Regions from separate parts of the Homo sapiens genome. Here region 2 is linked to region 1. Evidence: read pairs that join two places in POLR2A ChIA-PET (ENCODE). Cell type or tissue: HepG2. All regions are shown on one strand. Links, peaks and the distances in the headings refer to the core of each region. The heading gives the core; the rest is flanking DNA.

Evidence for each region. Peaks named below come from ENCODE experiments on the same cell type or tissue, not always from the same donor. Only the 100,000 strongest peaks of a DNase experiment are listed, where the experiment ranks them.
Region 2: POLR2A ChIA-PET joins it to region 1 with 11 read pairs; 24 of 35 experiments call an interaction of 5 or more read pairs at or near these places.

What each region holds. Positions count from the first base shown.
Region 1 is chr6:26,212,117-26,219,798 of GRCh38, reverse strand. H2BC8 (H2B clustered histone 8) reads left to right here and starts at 3,111. Exons shown (of 1, transcript NM_003518.4): 1 at 3,111-3,599. The coding sequence starts at 3,156. The coding sequence ends at 3,536. H2AC8 (H2A clustered histone 8) reads right to left here and starts at 2,878. Exons shown (of 1, transcript NM_021052.4): 1 at 2,362-2,878. The coding sequence starts at 2,824. The coding sequence ends at 2,432. It also overlaps the pseudogene H3C5P. RefSeq lists enhancers at 2,058-2,167, 2,083-2,734, 2,448-2,867, 2,735-3,386, 3,298-3,647 and 2 more. In HepG2, for the core only: a CTCF peak has its summit at 2,563 (motif pointing right); DNase peaks (open chromatin) are centred at 1,918, 2,618, 3,018 and 4,038; H3K4me3 peaks cover 2,906 bases.
Region 2 is chr6:27,805,610-27,813,291 of GRCh38, reverse strand. It overlaps H2BC13 (H2B clustered histone 13), which reads left to right and starts at 5,363. Exons shown (of 1, transcript NM_003519.4): 1 at 5,363-5,813. The coding sequence starts at 5,386. The coding sequence ends at 5,766. It overlaps H2AC13 (H2A clustered histone 13), which reads right to left and starts at 5,119. Exons shown (of 1, transcript NM_003509.3): 1 at 4,625-5,119. The coding sequence starts at 5,082. The coding sequence ends at 4,690. H3C10 (H3 clustered histone 10) reads right to left here and starts at 3,241. Exons shown (of 1, transcript NM_003536.3): 1 at 2,756-3,241. The coding sequence starts at 3,218. The coding sequence ends at 2,808. It also overlaps the pseudogene H4C10P. RefSeq lists enhancers at 2,232-2,903, 2,998-3,287, 2,904-3,575, 4,259-4,857, 4,776-4,975 and 4 more. In HepG2, for the core only: a CTCF peak has its summit at 2,954; DNase peaks (open chromatin) are centred at 1,073, 3,291, 4,671 and 5,201; H3K4me3 peaks cover 4,872 bases.

The DNA of each region.
Region 1 (7,682 bases), core at 1,088-6,087:
GGGGAGAATGGGACTGAGAGACAAGAGGGCAGGAGAAAGTCACAGAAAAATTTTGCTTCTGAGGTTGCTTCTTTGGCCTTCATTTTGGGGTATTGTTTCTGAGCCCCAATTTGATTGAGTAAAGAATGTCAGGGAGTTATACTATGGGGCTTCATAGACATTTATCTTGCAATTGCTATATTTTAATCGTGTTTTAGTGAAAATTTTATTTAAGAAACATTGTAAGACTTGTGAGGAAAAAAGGGAGGGGGAAGAATGTATCCCACTATAAAAAATTTATAGTTTTTACAAAGTTTGCAGGGAAATGTGCTTACATCATCTCACAATTTACCATTGATTAAAGGTATCAAACTATCGAAGTTACTTCTTGGAGGCTTTTGTCTGGTGATGCAAATAATTTCTGTTATTTGTATCACCAGAAATTATTTTTGATGCAAATTATTTGTGATGCCAATAACTTCTGTTCAGTGGAACACATATAACTGCAATTATTTAGAACCCTAGGGGCATTAATTTTTTTAATAATCTCATTCAGCAACCTTGTCCTAACATTTAAGAAAGGGCAGCTTTTCCCTTAAGTAGCTCAGTGACTTCTGGTAGCGATGAATTTCAGCATGATTCAGGGCCTATATCTGAGGGACACCTTCAAGCTGCTGGTGGCCAGAGTGCTCTTGCTGGCTGCCTTGGTGGCCAGCTGCTTAGGAGGCTGTCTGCCACCAGTGGACTTCCGTGTGGTTGGCTTGGTGCAGGCCATGACCTTTCATATCAGATTTACAGATCACTTCTCTTTATAGGGCCTGGTGTGTGATCCAATTAGATTTGAGATTTTTTACAGAGAAATGTGACTGGATTTCTACTAAAGTTGAATAATTAATTGTGCTTTACAGTGTAGTCCATTTATAAATTTAGGTCATAAAACTAAGTTTTTGCTGCTGGGTTTTTTTTGTTTTTTTTTTTTTTTCCTTTCCTAAACAGGATCTTGCTTTGCCCCCCATAGCTCGCTGCAGCTTCGAACTCCTGGGCTCAATCAATCCTTCCCCGCGTAATTCTCCCAAGTATCTAAGATCTCAGACTGAGCCACCAGGCCAGGCTTTTTCTTTTCTTTTCTTTTTTTTTTTTGAGACGACGGAGTCTCGCTCTATTGTCCAGGCTGGAGTGCAATGGCATGATCTTGGCTCACTGCAACCCCCGCCTCCCGGGTTCAAGCGATTCTCCTGCCTCAGCCTCCCGAGTAGCTGGGATTTCAGGAGCCCACCGCCATGCCTGGCTAATTTTTTTGTATGTTTAGTAGAAACAGGGTTTTGCCACGTTGGCCAGGCTGGCCTCGAACTCCTGACCTCAAGTGATCCGCCCATCTCGGCCTCCCAAAGTGCTGGGATTATAGGCATGAGCCACCGGGCAGGGCAGGCTTTTTACTTTTTGTGGAGGTGAGGGGGCTGTCTCGCTTTATTGCCCAGGCTGGTCTTGATCTCCTGGGCTCAAGCGATTCTTCTGCCTTAGTCTTTCAAATTGCTGGGATTACAGGTCTGACCTAGGGCGTCAGGCCGTTACTGCTTAGTTTCGTTTAGTGTTTATTTTAGAATACTGTGTTAATTGCTCCTTTTGAAAAGAGAAATCCAACAAACACAATTCTCACTAGAGGAATGTAGTCTTTTTTTTTTTTTTTTTTTTTGAGACGTAGTCTTGCTCTGTTACCCAGGCTGGAGTGCAATAGCGTGATCTCGGCTCACTGCAGCCTCTGCCTCCCGGAGTCAAGCGATTCTCCTGCCTCAGCCTCCCAAGTTGCTGGGACTACAGATGCACACCACCACGCCCGGCTACTTTTTGTATTTGTTTAGTAGAGACGGGCTTTCATTATGTTGGGCAGGCTGATTTCGAACTCCTGACCCTATGATCCGCCCTCCTTGGCCTCCCAAAGTGTTGGGATTACAGGCATGAGCCACTGAGCCCAGCCGGAATGCAGTCATCTTTAAAACTTAAAAAGCCCGCCCTGAAATGCTAATGGGCAGCTATCCTTCTTTGTTCTCTCGTTTCTGTATTAATATTTCACCCTTTTCTGACAAGTGCACATGAATAAACAGCCTGTGTATTAATGATAAATTTGTATACACAGCATGGACCTATACACAAAATAACGCAGTGAAACCTTGGTGTCACAACCTCGGTTTCTATTCTTGTATACCTTTATAAACGCATTTTTACTGCAAAGAAACACCAGTAAGATAAATTAGTGCATGAAATGTGAGCAAGGATTTCAATAAAGAACTGACCAGTAACGTCAGAAGCGTTCGTTAAAAATTAGGACAGTGAACATTGAGATTTCAGGCATCGTATGTGTATTCCAGCACTTTACAGAAAAGGTGGGTGGCTCTGAAAAGAGCCTTTGGTTTCTGGGACTCGGGATCACTGACGGATTTGACTAGTAATCATTTCACTTGCCCTTGGCCTTATGGTGGCTCTCCGTCTTCTTAGGCAGCAATACGGCCTGGATGTTGGGCAGGACACCGCCCTGCGCGATGGTCACGCGACCTAGAAGCTTATTTAGCTCCTCGTCGTTGCGGATGGCTAGCTGCAGGTGGCGCGGGATGATGCGGGTCTTCTTATTGTCGCGAGCCGCGTTGCCAGCTAGCTCTAAGATCTCGGCCGTCAGATATTCCAGCACCGCTGCCAGGTACACTGGAGCGCCGGCCCCGACTCGTTCGGAGTAGTTGCCTTTGCGGAGGAGGCGGTGCACACGGCCAACTGGAAACTGAAGACCGGCCCTGGAAGAACGCGTTTTAGCTTTTGCCCGAGCTTTGCCGCCTTGCTTTCCACGTCCAGACATAGTGGCTTCCTAACAGCAGAAGAACTAACAATCCACTGAATAAAGAAAAAGAATGGGCTCGATGGAGGAATAAGAAGCTAGTTATAGTCATCGGTAGAATTGTGAAAGGCGCAATTTGATTGGTTAAAATTGTTCTTTGACGAGCCAACCAATTAGAAAGGAAATAAGGTGAAGGCTATTTTACATGTATGCGTCACTAACACATTGCCCAATCAGAGCTGGATATTTTGAATTCTTTATTTGCATGAAAGGCCTATAAAAGGAGAGACTCTAGACACGAGCTTTTATTTAAGTGCGTTCATTCTCACTGCTGTTATTGTTTTCTGACAGCATGCCTGAACCAGCTAAGTCAGCTCCTGCTCCGAAGAAGGGTTCCAAGAAGGCTGTGACCAAGGCGCAGAAGAAGGATGGCAAGAAGCGCAAGCGCAGTCGTAAGGAGAGCTACTCCGTGTATGTGTACAAGGTGCTAAAACAGGTTCACCCCGATACTGGCATCTCATCCAAGGCCATGGGCATCATGAATTCCTTCGTTAACGACATCTTCGAACGCATCGCAGGCGAGGCTTCCCGTCTGGCCCACTACAACAAGCGCTCGACCATTACCTCCAGGGAGATCCAGACCGCCGTGCGTCTGCTGCTTCCCGGAGAGCTGGCCAAGCACGCAGTGTCCGAAGGTACCAAGGCTGTCACCAAGTATACAAGCTCCAAGTAAATGTGTGCTTAGGTGCTTTAAAACTCAAAGGCTCTTTTCAGAGCCACTCAAGTCTCACATAAAGAGCTTTAATATTGAATTTCACCGTTTTCTAGGGAATAATTTTTCCGATTTTGTAATCCCAGCACTTTGGGAGGCCGAGGCGTGCGGATCGAGACCAGTTTGGCTAACGTGGTTAAATCTCGTTTCTACTAAAAATACAAATATTAGCCGGGCGTGGGGCAGTCGCGTGTCATCCCAGAGACTCGGGAGGCTGCCGCAGGAGAATCACTTAAACCCAGCAAGCAAAGGTTGCAGTGAAAAGACATGGCGCTTTTGCATTCTAGCCTGGGCGACAAAGGCGAGGCTTCGTCTCAAAAAAAATTGATCAGGAGATACTCCTGTTCTGTGTTGGCAAGATCCTGTAATCCTAGCACTTTGGGAGGTCGATGCATGAGGCTTTCTTCAGCTCAGGAGTTAACAGATTTGCCTGGGCAACATAGAACTCGTCTCTGCAAAAAAATGAAGCTAACCAGGTGTGACGGCTTGCGTCTGTACTATCATTTACTCGGTAGGCTGAGGTGGTAGGATAGCTTAAACTCTCGGGCTAGAGACTGCAGGAACATGTGAATACGCTAGTGCAATTCCAGCCTGGGCAACACTGGAAAGGGTAGGAAGAGTAGTCTTTGGGTCCCTAAAGATCACCTGATAACAAGTTTGACTTTTCTGAGCACTCTTGTGGAGTTTGTTGTGGAGGGAATACCATGGGCATTGGCAATGTAAAGTTGATCTAAAAAATCTCGTTTTCCGCCGTGCGCGGTGGCTCACGCCTCTAATCCCATCACTTTGGGAGGCCGAGACGGGCGGATCACGAGGTCAGGAGGTCGAGACCATCCTGGCTAACACTGTGAAACCCTGTCTCTACTAAAAAAATACAAACAAAATTAGCCGGGCGTGGTGGCACTCACCTGTAGTTTCAGCTACTCTGGAAGCTGAGGCTGGAGAGTCACTTGAACCCGGGAGGCGGAGGTTGCAGTGATCAGAGATCGCGCCACTGCACTCCATCCTGGGCGAAAGAGCTAGATTCCATCTCATAAAAAAAAAAAAAAAAAAAAAAAAAAAAAAATTACAGTTTTGGCTGGCTGGGCGCAGTGGCTCTCGCCTGTAATCCCAGCATTTTGGGAGGCGAGGCTGGTGGATCACTTGAGGTCAGGAGTTCAAAAACAGCCTGACCCACATGGTGAAACCCCGTATCTACTAAAAATAACAAAATTAGCCGGGCGTGGTGGCGCATGCCTATGTTACCCCAGCTACTTCGGAGACTGAGGCAGGAGAAACGCTTGAAACCGGGAGGCGGGGGTTGCAGTGAGCCAAGATCCCGCCATTTCATTCCAGCCTGGACAACAAGAACGAAACTCCGTCTCAAACATAGAAACCATTAGTTTATACTCATTAATCAAATTTCTAAAATGGGACCAAAAAAAAAAAAAAGGTCACTACTCCATAGTACTCCATGAGCAACCTCAGGTTTCTGACAACATAGTACTCCAAAGTATGGCGCCTTGACATAGTAAATATTCTAAGACATTAGTAGAACAACATAGACAAGAATGTTCGTATGACCTTCCTCTGAAGCAGGTCTTAAGACCCTCCTGGGAGTCTTGCAGAGTATGCGAGGAATCTGAACAAATAAACCTTGCTAGATTTCTCCTTGTTTATTATCCTTAGCTCATATTATTTTTGTCTTGTTATATTTCTGCATGACTCTCTTCATCAAACCTAGTGCAAACACACTCAGGTTTAAGCCCTTCTTCAGGTCCTTATTTCCTTATGTCATGTAAAACTTCATATTAAATGTGAATGTTTTTCTCTTGGCCGGGCGCGGTGGCTCACGCCGGCTCACGCCTGTAATCCCAGCACTTTGGGAGGCCGAGGCGGGCGGATCACGAGGTCAGGAGATCGAGACCATCCTGGCTAACACGGTGAAACCCCGTCTCTACTGAAAATTGAAAAAAATTAGCCGGGTGTGGTGGCGGGCACCTGTAGTCCCAGCTACTCGGGAGACTGCGGCAGGAGAATGCCATGAAGCCGGGAGGTGGAGCTTGCCGTGAGCCAAGATCGGGCAACTGCACTCCAGCATGGGCGACAGAGCAAGACTCCGTCTCAAAAATAAATAAATAAATCAAAATAAAAATAAAGTGTATATTTTTCTGTTGTTAATCTGTATTTTGTTTCAGGGCCCCAGCCAATGAACATAAGATGGGTAAAAGGAAACGCTCTTTCCTCCCCTACAACATACAGTAGGGGTGGGTGTGCATCTGTGTTCTGTGTGTTTGTCTTTGTGGAGTACAAAAGCTAGCATAACATAGAAAAGGTGTGGAGAAAAGTATTCCCAGAATGAAAATGTTTGAGAAGTGTGTTCGCTAGGGCTGCCAAAACAAACTACCAAAGACTGTGTGGCTTAAAAAAATTAATTTTGTCACAATTCTGAAGGCTACAAGTTCAAGATCAAACCAGTGAGCATGATTGATTTTTTCTGGGGCCACTCTCCTTGGGTTTTCCCCTCTCTGGTCTTCCCTGTGTGTGTGTGGGTTGTGTTTTAATATCATCTTATAAGGACAGCAGTCAGAATAGATTAGGACCTACCCTTAAAACCTCATTTTACACCTTTAAAGACCTTATCTCCAAATAGTCACATTTTCAAGTAGTTGGTATTGGACTTCAATGTTTGAATTGTGGGCTGACTTGGATTTCAGTCAGGCAATTCAGTCAATATCAAAAATTATGGTGATTAGGCTTCTAAATAGTACATGAAATAAGTATTTCACAGGCATCTGAAACTCAGCACAACCAAGACAGACCTTATGATACTCTACCTGGCTTCACTTACTCATCCAAGTTTGAAATCTAGTCCCCATTCCAGACTACTCCCTTTTCTTTTCTGCAAATATTTAAAAATATACAAACTCATTGATTTTAACTTCTAATTTTGTTAATATTGTCCATATTTTTGTTTACTGTGGCTAACAACTGGAAATACTAATGTTGAAGAGTTGGACTTTGCCTAAAACTAGGTTTTATCCCTAATGGAATATTATGCAGCTGTTAAAAAGAATGCTTTAAAAAAAACGACATAAAATATGCTCATGGCATTGTATGGGGTAAATCCAAGTTGCCAAGTAGTGTATTCTTATTTACATGATGTCACACACACACACACACACACACACACACACACACATATAGTTTTAGGAAAAAAGAGTGACTATAAGGGTCAATGCCAAGATGTTAACAGTGCTGTTACATTTTTTTTTTTGGTGCAACAGACAGCTCCTCTAAAGATAACTTTCTCTATTTGTCTCTATCCCAAACTATCAATGGTGTGGTTAAGAAATAGGAAACTCGGCCGGGCGCGGTGGCTCACGCCTGTAATCCCAGCACTTTGGGAGGCCGAGGCGGGCGGATCACGAGGTCAGGAGATCGAGACCATCCTGGCTAACACGGTGAAACCCCGTCTCTACTAAAAATACAAAAAATTAGCCGGGCGTTGTAGCGGGCGCCTGTAGTCCCAGCTACTCGGGAGGCTGAGGCAGGAGAATGGCGTGAACCCGGGAGGCGGAGCTTGCAGTGAGCCGAGATCGTGCCACTGCACTCCAGCCTGGGCGACAGAGTGAGACTCCGTCTCAAAAAAAAAAAAAAAAAAAAAAAAAAAAAGAAATAGGAAACTCTCCCTAGGCCCTTTCCTCTCCAAGTCTCCCTGCTGTATGTTAAGAAAAATTAATTTATTCCACAAGTAATTATTGAGCACCAACTACATACCAGCTATTATCCTATGCAATATACAAATGAATAGAGTAAATTTAAGATACGCTGACTAAAGAAATCGAAAATCAAGAGAATAGAATATCCTAGCATAAAAGGAAATAAACCAGGAAAAAATAGACTAAGAAGTATTTGTGAACCACCTAATAATATGTGTGACTCTGAGCACATGTTCATGTTTATGAAATAATGTCCTAATGACCTCAAAGAGGATCAAATGGGAAGGCTAATTTAAAAAGTACAAAATGACTGTAAGGAACAGAGGAACAAGAAGGATTAAGGCCAGAAAGTGACATAATTTATGGTCATGGTTACCTCTGGGGGCAGTAGCAGGAAGATGACAGA
Region 2 (7,682 bases), core at 893-5,892, 1.6 Mb before region 1:
ATACTTATTGATTCCAAGAGCACTAGTGGGTGAATACCTACACTCAGAAAAAAATATCTCTTCTGAGAAAAGCCAAAGGCTATTTTGAGAATAGTGAGGTCAGTTCCTCATGTTATCTTTTTTTTTTTTTTTTTTTTTTTTTGAGACAGGGTCTCGCTTTGTCACCCAGGCTGGAGGACAGTGGTACGATCTCGGCTCATTGCAACCTCCAACTTCTGGACACAAGCGATTCTCCCAACGCAGCCTCCTGAGTATCTGGGACCACAGGCACACGCCACCACGTTTGGCTAATTTTATTTTTTGGAGAGATGGGGTTTCGCCACATTGCCCAGGCTGGTTTCCAACTCCTGGACTCAAGCGATCCACCTGCCTCGGCCTCCCAAAGTGCTTGGATTACAGGCATGAGCCACCGCGCCCGGCCTGTTGTCCATATTTCTGTATGGGCATATCAAGGTCCTTTTATTTTGGGCCTTGAAAAGGATTGTTATGCCACTTATGAGTTTTGCCATCTCAGGAAATTCAGACACAAGAATTATGTCCTTTTTTTTAAATTTATTTATTTTTTGTTTGTTTTGTGTTTTTGAGATGGAATCTCCCTCTGTTGCCCAGGCTGAACTGCAGTGGCGTGATCTCGGCTCACAGCAACCTCCACCTCCCGAGTTCAAGCGATTCTCCTGCCTCAGCCACCAGAGTAGCTGGGACTACAGGCACATGCCACCACACCTGGCTAAATTTTTTGTATTTTTAGTAAAGACGGGGTTTTACCATGTTGGTCAGGCTGGTCATGAACTCCTGACAAATGAGCTGAGTTGGATGGTTACCAGACTATTGTAATTCAGTACATGGAGTGTTTTGAAAAGACATAGAGTATTCATTTCCACATAACTAGAACTACTCACTGTCCCTTAAATAAATAATTCCTCATGTAATTATAACTGGAAATTTAACTGGGAGTATCTTGGCTGCATATCTCCAGGAGAGGATGCCCTACCCAGCCAGCAAGAGTATTGATTAGTACATACCAGGCAGTCTCTGTGTGAGCCCTTCCTGATTTATTACTAGCTCTTAGTTTCCCAGCACAGAAAGAAGGAATGCACTATTTACACACTCAACAATATCCATCGGTTTAGCAGTTGGGCCCCTAAGTGTCCTAGAGGCACTGCTTCCCTCCAAAATAGTGTATCTTCCTTTCCAGAAGAAAGCTAATTTCTGAGAGGGGAAAAACTCTATTTTGTTTTGCTTACGGTGTTGATTCCAATTAAAAGTATTAAAGCATTATTTTAATTTGTAAAATATTAATCATAAATTATTTATCTTTCTAAATTCCATATATGTGGAAATAATGAAATCATGAACCCACACACAAGAAAATGAGGATGAGCAGATTGTGAATGTTGCAGTAGTGATCTTGATATCAAATTTCCAAAAAAGTGTATTAAGAATGTAACCAATTCTAATAACTGAAGATACATAAATAGCCAACTGAAACAAGATAGAGAATTAAAACTGCTTTTTAAAACTCAGTGTAAAAATACTATGATCTTTCCACTTACATCCTTCACAGGTTAAGCTAAGGAGAGACAGAGATGATAACACACATACACAAGCCAATTTGCCAGGGAAAATCTTGAATACTTATAAGAATGCTAGAGAGCTCACAGAAGAAGTTATAGAAATCTAGCATTCTGAATACAAGAATGGATGAGGTAAGGGCTTTCCTGGCCCACAAGAAGCTGATTTGAGCATATCTACCAAGCTGATGTATTTCTTTCATTTGAGATTTTCCATGTGGGTATGTCTCCTTACTATTATATACCCATGCATTCATTCATTTATCCAACAAATACTGATCAAAAGCTCCTACGTTACTGGAGATATGCGAGTAAACAAAAGTTCCTCCTCTCATGAGCCTGTATTTTAGAACACACAAGCAATACATCAGCAAACTCTGGTACAGCATATAGTGACAAATTCTAGGGTGAAAAAAATAGGTGGGGATTATACAGATTTTATTTAGTCATACAAAGCCTCATTGAGAAAGTAACATTTAAGCAAAGACTCAAGTATTTTATCCTGTGCTCAAAAAAACTACCACAGGCTTACCTACAAGGCAGTCTTATTTTGAATACTCCTGACAGTTCAGAGTTTTAGCCACTGTCAGCAGAAGTCAGAGAAAACACTTTCTCTCCCACACGTATTTTTACATGGGGCTTCAAAGGGAATGTTCTCTGGCGGGCTTTCTCCAGAAGACTTTTAAACCTCAAACCATCTGTCATTAACTACATTTAAGTGGTTTAAGCAGGCCCAAAATCCGGCTTGAAAAAATTCAAAGAAAACTTAACACTGCTTAGGAACGGGGGGCGGGGAGAGAACGTTTCACTTTAGCCAGCATGAGCTACATTAACCTGAATTTTTCCAACTTCAGTACAACCTTAGTTTTATTTCTGGCGTGTTGGCAAGAAATATACACACACCACAGTACAGGTTAGCAGAAAATTAGAAGCACCATCCGGTCAAAACCGGGCTGCGGAGATGGGAGAGCAATACACGAAGGAACTTTTGGCTACACTCAATGCTTACGGAAAAATGCCGGACATTATTAGATGTTAAGACTCCCAAAATTAGCATTCAAAAAGGGATAGGCTGAGTCTTACGAAACAGATTGTATAACGTCTGGAAATGGGCCCTATCTACTACAGGCAAAACAAGTACCAGGAAGAATTCCTGAGAGAAACAGATCTTTTCAGCGCGCATGTGGGTGGCTCTGAAAAGAGCCTTTGGGTATGTAATCAGTGAGTCCTTGAGACTCAAGCCCTCTCGCCGCGGATACGACGTGCGAGCTGGATGTCCTTGGGCATGATAGTCACCCGCTTGGCGTGGATGGCGCACAGGTTGGTGTCCTCAAAGAGCCCCACCAGGTAGGCCTCGCATGCCTCTTGCAGCGCCATCACCGCGGAGCTCTGGAAGCGCAAGTCGGTCTTGAAGTCCTGCGCGATCTCACGCACCAGACGCTGAAAAGGCAGCTTTCTGATCAGCAGCTCGGTGGACTTCTGGTAGCGGCGAATCTCGCGGAGAGCCACTGTACCAGGCCGATAGCGATGGGGCTTCTTGACACCGCCGGTGGCCGGAGCGCTCTTCCGAGCCGCCTTGGTGGCCAGCTGCTTGCGCGGAGCCTTGCCGCCGGTGGACTTGCGAGCAGTCTGCTTCGTACGCGCCATGCCTTCAGAGCTAGATTCACTTCAGGAGAAAGAGAAAGCTAGCCGCTTATTTATAGTGAGAGTCTGAAGCTGATTGGACAAAAGTATGCTGAAGGCCTACCCAACAGTAACCGGATTGGCGAAGGACTCAAATTTTTGTTGTTCACCTATTCCTCTGACAGACTTAGCAGTTCATGGTCTCCATATTTTATTTTCTATTTTCGCTATACAGTTGTTCACTATACTAGCGATTTCCAGTGGAAATGAGAGCAATATAAGTAATTTACACTTATCTAGGAGAACATTGTAACAAAACAAGGAAAAATTAATTTTTAATATTTTGCTTAATCCAATATAGCCAACATATTTCAATGTTATCGAAATTAAAATTGTTAGGTATTTTACACTTTTTGGCACTGACTTTTCCAAATGCAATGTGTATTTTATATAAAATTCATGCTATGGAATTTCCAATGATCACTATCCACAATTGGCTAGTGGCTGCAATACTGGACAGGACAGCCTTATACACCTGTCCCCTCAATTTTCTATCTTTTGACCACTTAAATTTAAAAAACTTCTATTTTTATAACCAAGAAAAGCTGGTTCGCATGTGAGAAATTCAAGGCCAAAAAATGTCAAAGAAACAACTTTATGTGAACTTTTCACTTTTAGATTAAAGTAATTCCATTGCAGCTTATTTTTCCAATACTCTAGAAATGTAATTCATTTTCTTTTAAGAATCTATTCCATTCGTACATCCAGATCTGATTCAGATTAAAAACATCAAGTCAGATATTTTAAAAGTGGAATTTACCATGCTGAAACAAATTAAGTCATCTCTGTACTAAGAAATCAATTTGTGTGGCTGGGGGTGGGAAAGCTCGGGAAATTTTAATTTCAATGAATTTTCAGAAAATGCTTCAAAGAGAACTACCTGGCACCATAAGTAACTGTTCTAATTAGTCTAATAATTATTCTCAACTCAATCATTAATGTTCAAATGCAATTAATTATACAGATTCGAGAGATATTTCTCAGAAATGAAGAATCCAAGTCGTTGATCTAGATTTGGATTGAACGTCGAATGCCCGGTTTGTTATTTACCAAGACCCAGAAAACATCTGGCCCCAAAGCAGACATGTTTGCTTCAACAGACTAAAAGTAAAACCCGACGGTGAACCATACAGAATTCAACATACTTGGATAATGCCAGCTTAGGAAAAACTAAATTTTCTTCCACTAAGCTTAAGATGAAGGCGTGTTTAATACTTTTAATGTTATCCAGGCTTTTTATAAAGCTAACGAGATTGTCACTACCTAACCAAGACACCGAAGACTGATCTACGTAACCTTTGGAGTGGTTTAGAAGTAGGCAAAGACGAGAAATTACATTAAACATAGTGCTCAGTTCTTCCACAAAATTGTAGGTGGCTCTGAAAAGAGCCTTTGGTTCCTTTGGGATTGAGTTGCTGCAAACTAATCCAGGCTTCTACTTGCCCTTCGCCTTGTGGTGGCTCTCGGTCTTCTTGGGCAGTAGCACGGCCTGGATGTTGGGCAGGACGCCACCCTGTGCGATGGTGACTTTGCCCAGAAGCTTGTTGAGCTCCTCATCGTTGCGGATGGCCAGCTGGAGGTGACGCGGGATGATGCGAGTCTTCTTGTTGTCGCGGGCCGCGTTGCCAGCCAGCTCCAGGATCTCGGCGGTCAGGTACTCCAGCACCGCCGCCAGGTACACCGGCGCTCCAGCACCGACCCGCTCCGCATAGTTGCCTTTGCGGAGCAGGCGATGCACTCGGCCTACGGGAAACTGAAGCCCGGCCCGAGAAGAGCGGGTCTTGGCCTTGGCGCGAGCTTTGCCTCCCTGCTTGCCACGCCCAGACATGGCAAAAGGCCTATTATCTATACGGTCAAGAAAGACTGAAGTGAAACTAGAAAAACGTACATTTTATAGCCTCTACTGGGCGCGAAAAGGAAGCTGTGCGATTGGCTTACGTTTTATTTTTATTTAGACCAATAGGACTCGATTATGCAGGATACCTATTTTGATTGGGCAAAACTGGCATCTGTCGTCATCCACGGATAATTACCAATCAGCAGAGACCTTCCCACTACCTCGGCCGCATAAACTATTATATAAAAAGAGGAGACCGACTTCTTGTTTTGGTTTTGCCACTATTGTTTCATTATGCCCGAGCTGGCCAAGTCTGCTCCCGCCCCGAAGAAGGGCTCCAAGAAGGCGGTGACCAAGGCCCAGAAGAAGGATGGCAAGAAGCGCAAGCGCAGCCGCAAGGAGAGCTACTCCGTGTACGTGTACAAGGTGCTGAAGCAGGTCCACCCCGACACCGGCATCTCTTCTAAGGCCATGGGAATCATGAACTCCTTCGTCAACGACATCTTCGAGCGCATCGCAAGCGAGGCTTCCCGCCTGGCGCACTACAACAAGCGCTCGACCATCACCTCCAGGGAGATCCAGACCGCCGTGCGCCTGCTGCTTCCGGGGGAGCTGGCCAAGCACGCGGTGTCGGAGGGCACCAAGGCCGTCACCAAGTACACCAGCTCCAAGTAAATTCTCAAGCTCTTGTCCAACCCAAAGGCTCTTTTCAGAGCCACTCACTATTATCTAAAGAAGAGCTGGTTCGCTCTTCCTATCACTGGGGGGCGAGGGGTCATAAATCATTTTGATCTATCCACTAAATTAATCTAGCTCTTTGAAAGCCATTTAAGGTGAAATGTACATGAGGTACGTGCATATAGCTACCAACACCATAGAGGGTCCGACCTTTGCGCTTGAGGGCATAAACTAAGTCCTTAGCAGGGACTGCTTTGCGCTTTGCTCGTTCCGTGTAAGTCAGTCAAGCGCATCCGGGATCACGTTATCCGGAAATTCCTTGAGCATCCACGGGTTTCTAAAAAGATGAGACCAGAATGCGTTTGACACCGCCAGGCCAGGCTCCAGGTGGTGGGTCTGGTGATGTCTGGATGTTGCACAGCAACTTGCGGTGGCGCCCCCTTTACCCAATCCTTTCCCTCACTTGCGCAACCAGACATGATTTTAAGGCACGACAAAAGACCCGAGGTAAAAACCAAAAACAGCACTAGGAAAACAAGGCTGGCGTTTTTAATCTTTCCGACTAAACTGGAAACTAGAGGGGTGGGCGCGGTGGCTCATGCCTGTAATCCCAGCACTTTGGGAGGTGGAGGCGGGCGGATCCCTTGAGCCCAGGAGTTCGCAACCAGCCTGGGCAACATAGCAAAACCCCGTCTCTGCAAAAAGCACAAAAATTAGCCAGGAGTGGTGGCGCGCCCCTGTTGTCCCAGCTACTTAGGGGGCTGATGTAGGAGGATGGCTTGAGCCTGGTAGGCGGAGTTTACAGTGAGCTGAGATCGCACCACTGCACTCCAGCCTGGGTGATAAAGCCAGGCCTTGTCTCAAAAAAAAAAGTGGGAGATCAGTAAAAGTTAACACCTTGCCTTCTCCTAATTGTCAATGCCTGCTAGCAAAAGATGCCAGAGTAGATTTTTAAAAGTTTTTCTTGTTTTCACCCAAACCCAACTGTTTTTCGTATACTATTTACCATCCAATTTACTAACATTTATTAAGCATCTACTATTCACCATAGGCCAGTCATAGTATTCTGCTATAGGAATGGAAAATCCTGAATAAGCCTCCCAGACCTTAATTCTCAATCATTGCTGGTGGCCCCACAAATTGGTAGTGCTTTCATAAAGGAAAATTTGGTAATACCTGTCAAAATTTTAAAATGCACCTATCTTTACATCAGAAATTTCACCCCTAGGAATTTACTATTTTTGAAAATATGCAAAATAATATATGCAGGGGTTTCCAGCAGCACTGTTTGTAGTATAAGACTGAAGCAATTTGACTGATTAGCAATAAATTACAGTACATCATTCTATCTAGTAAAAAATAAGAAGGCTCTTTTTCATAATTATTTACTGCTTATCATGTGCCAGATAATGTCCTAAAAAGCTCTCTACATATGTTAAATCATTTAGCTTTCATAACAACTTTGTGAAAAATTACTATTTTTATACCTGTTTTACAGATCATAAAATGGGGGTTCAGAGAGCTCGAGTAAATTGCCTAAAGTGTGAAATTGTACAGTGGGAAAGTTGTCAATCAAAATGAAATCACTAATGTTAAGAAAATCCTGACACAGAGCCAAGAAAAGCCATAAAGAGAAAGTTCTCACGCTTGTATGCCTAATAACAAAAACTATCACAAAAGATGGTAAGAGCCACAACCATAAACACAGGCCATCAAAACCTTACACACACAAAAAATACTTCTACAAGACCATTTGTCCAACAACTGCCTTCCCAACCTTGGACTGGCATCGCCCTTGTTATTGTAACCCTCCTTATTTTTTTCTTTAAAAACCTTTGTCTTCCTTTACCTCCTTGAATACACATGTACTTTATAGCATATGGATTCCCATTACAATGCTTTATTCCCAAATA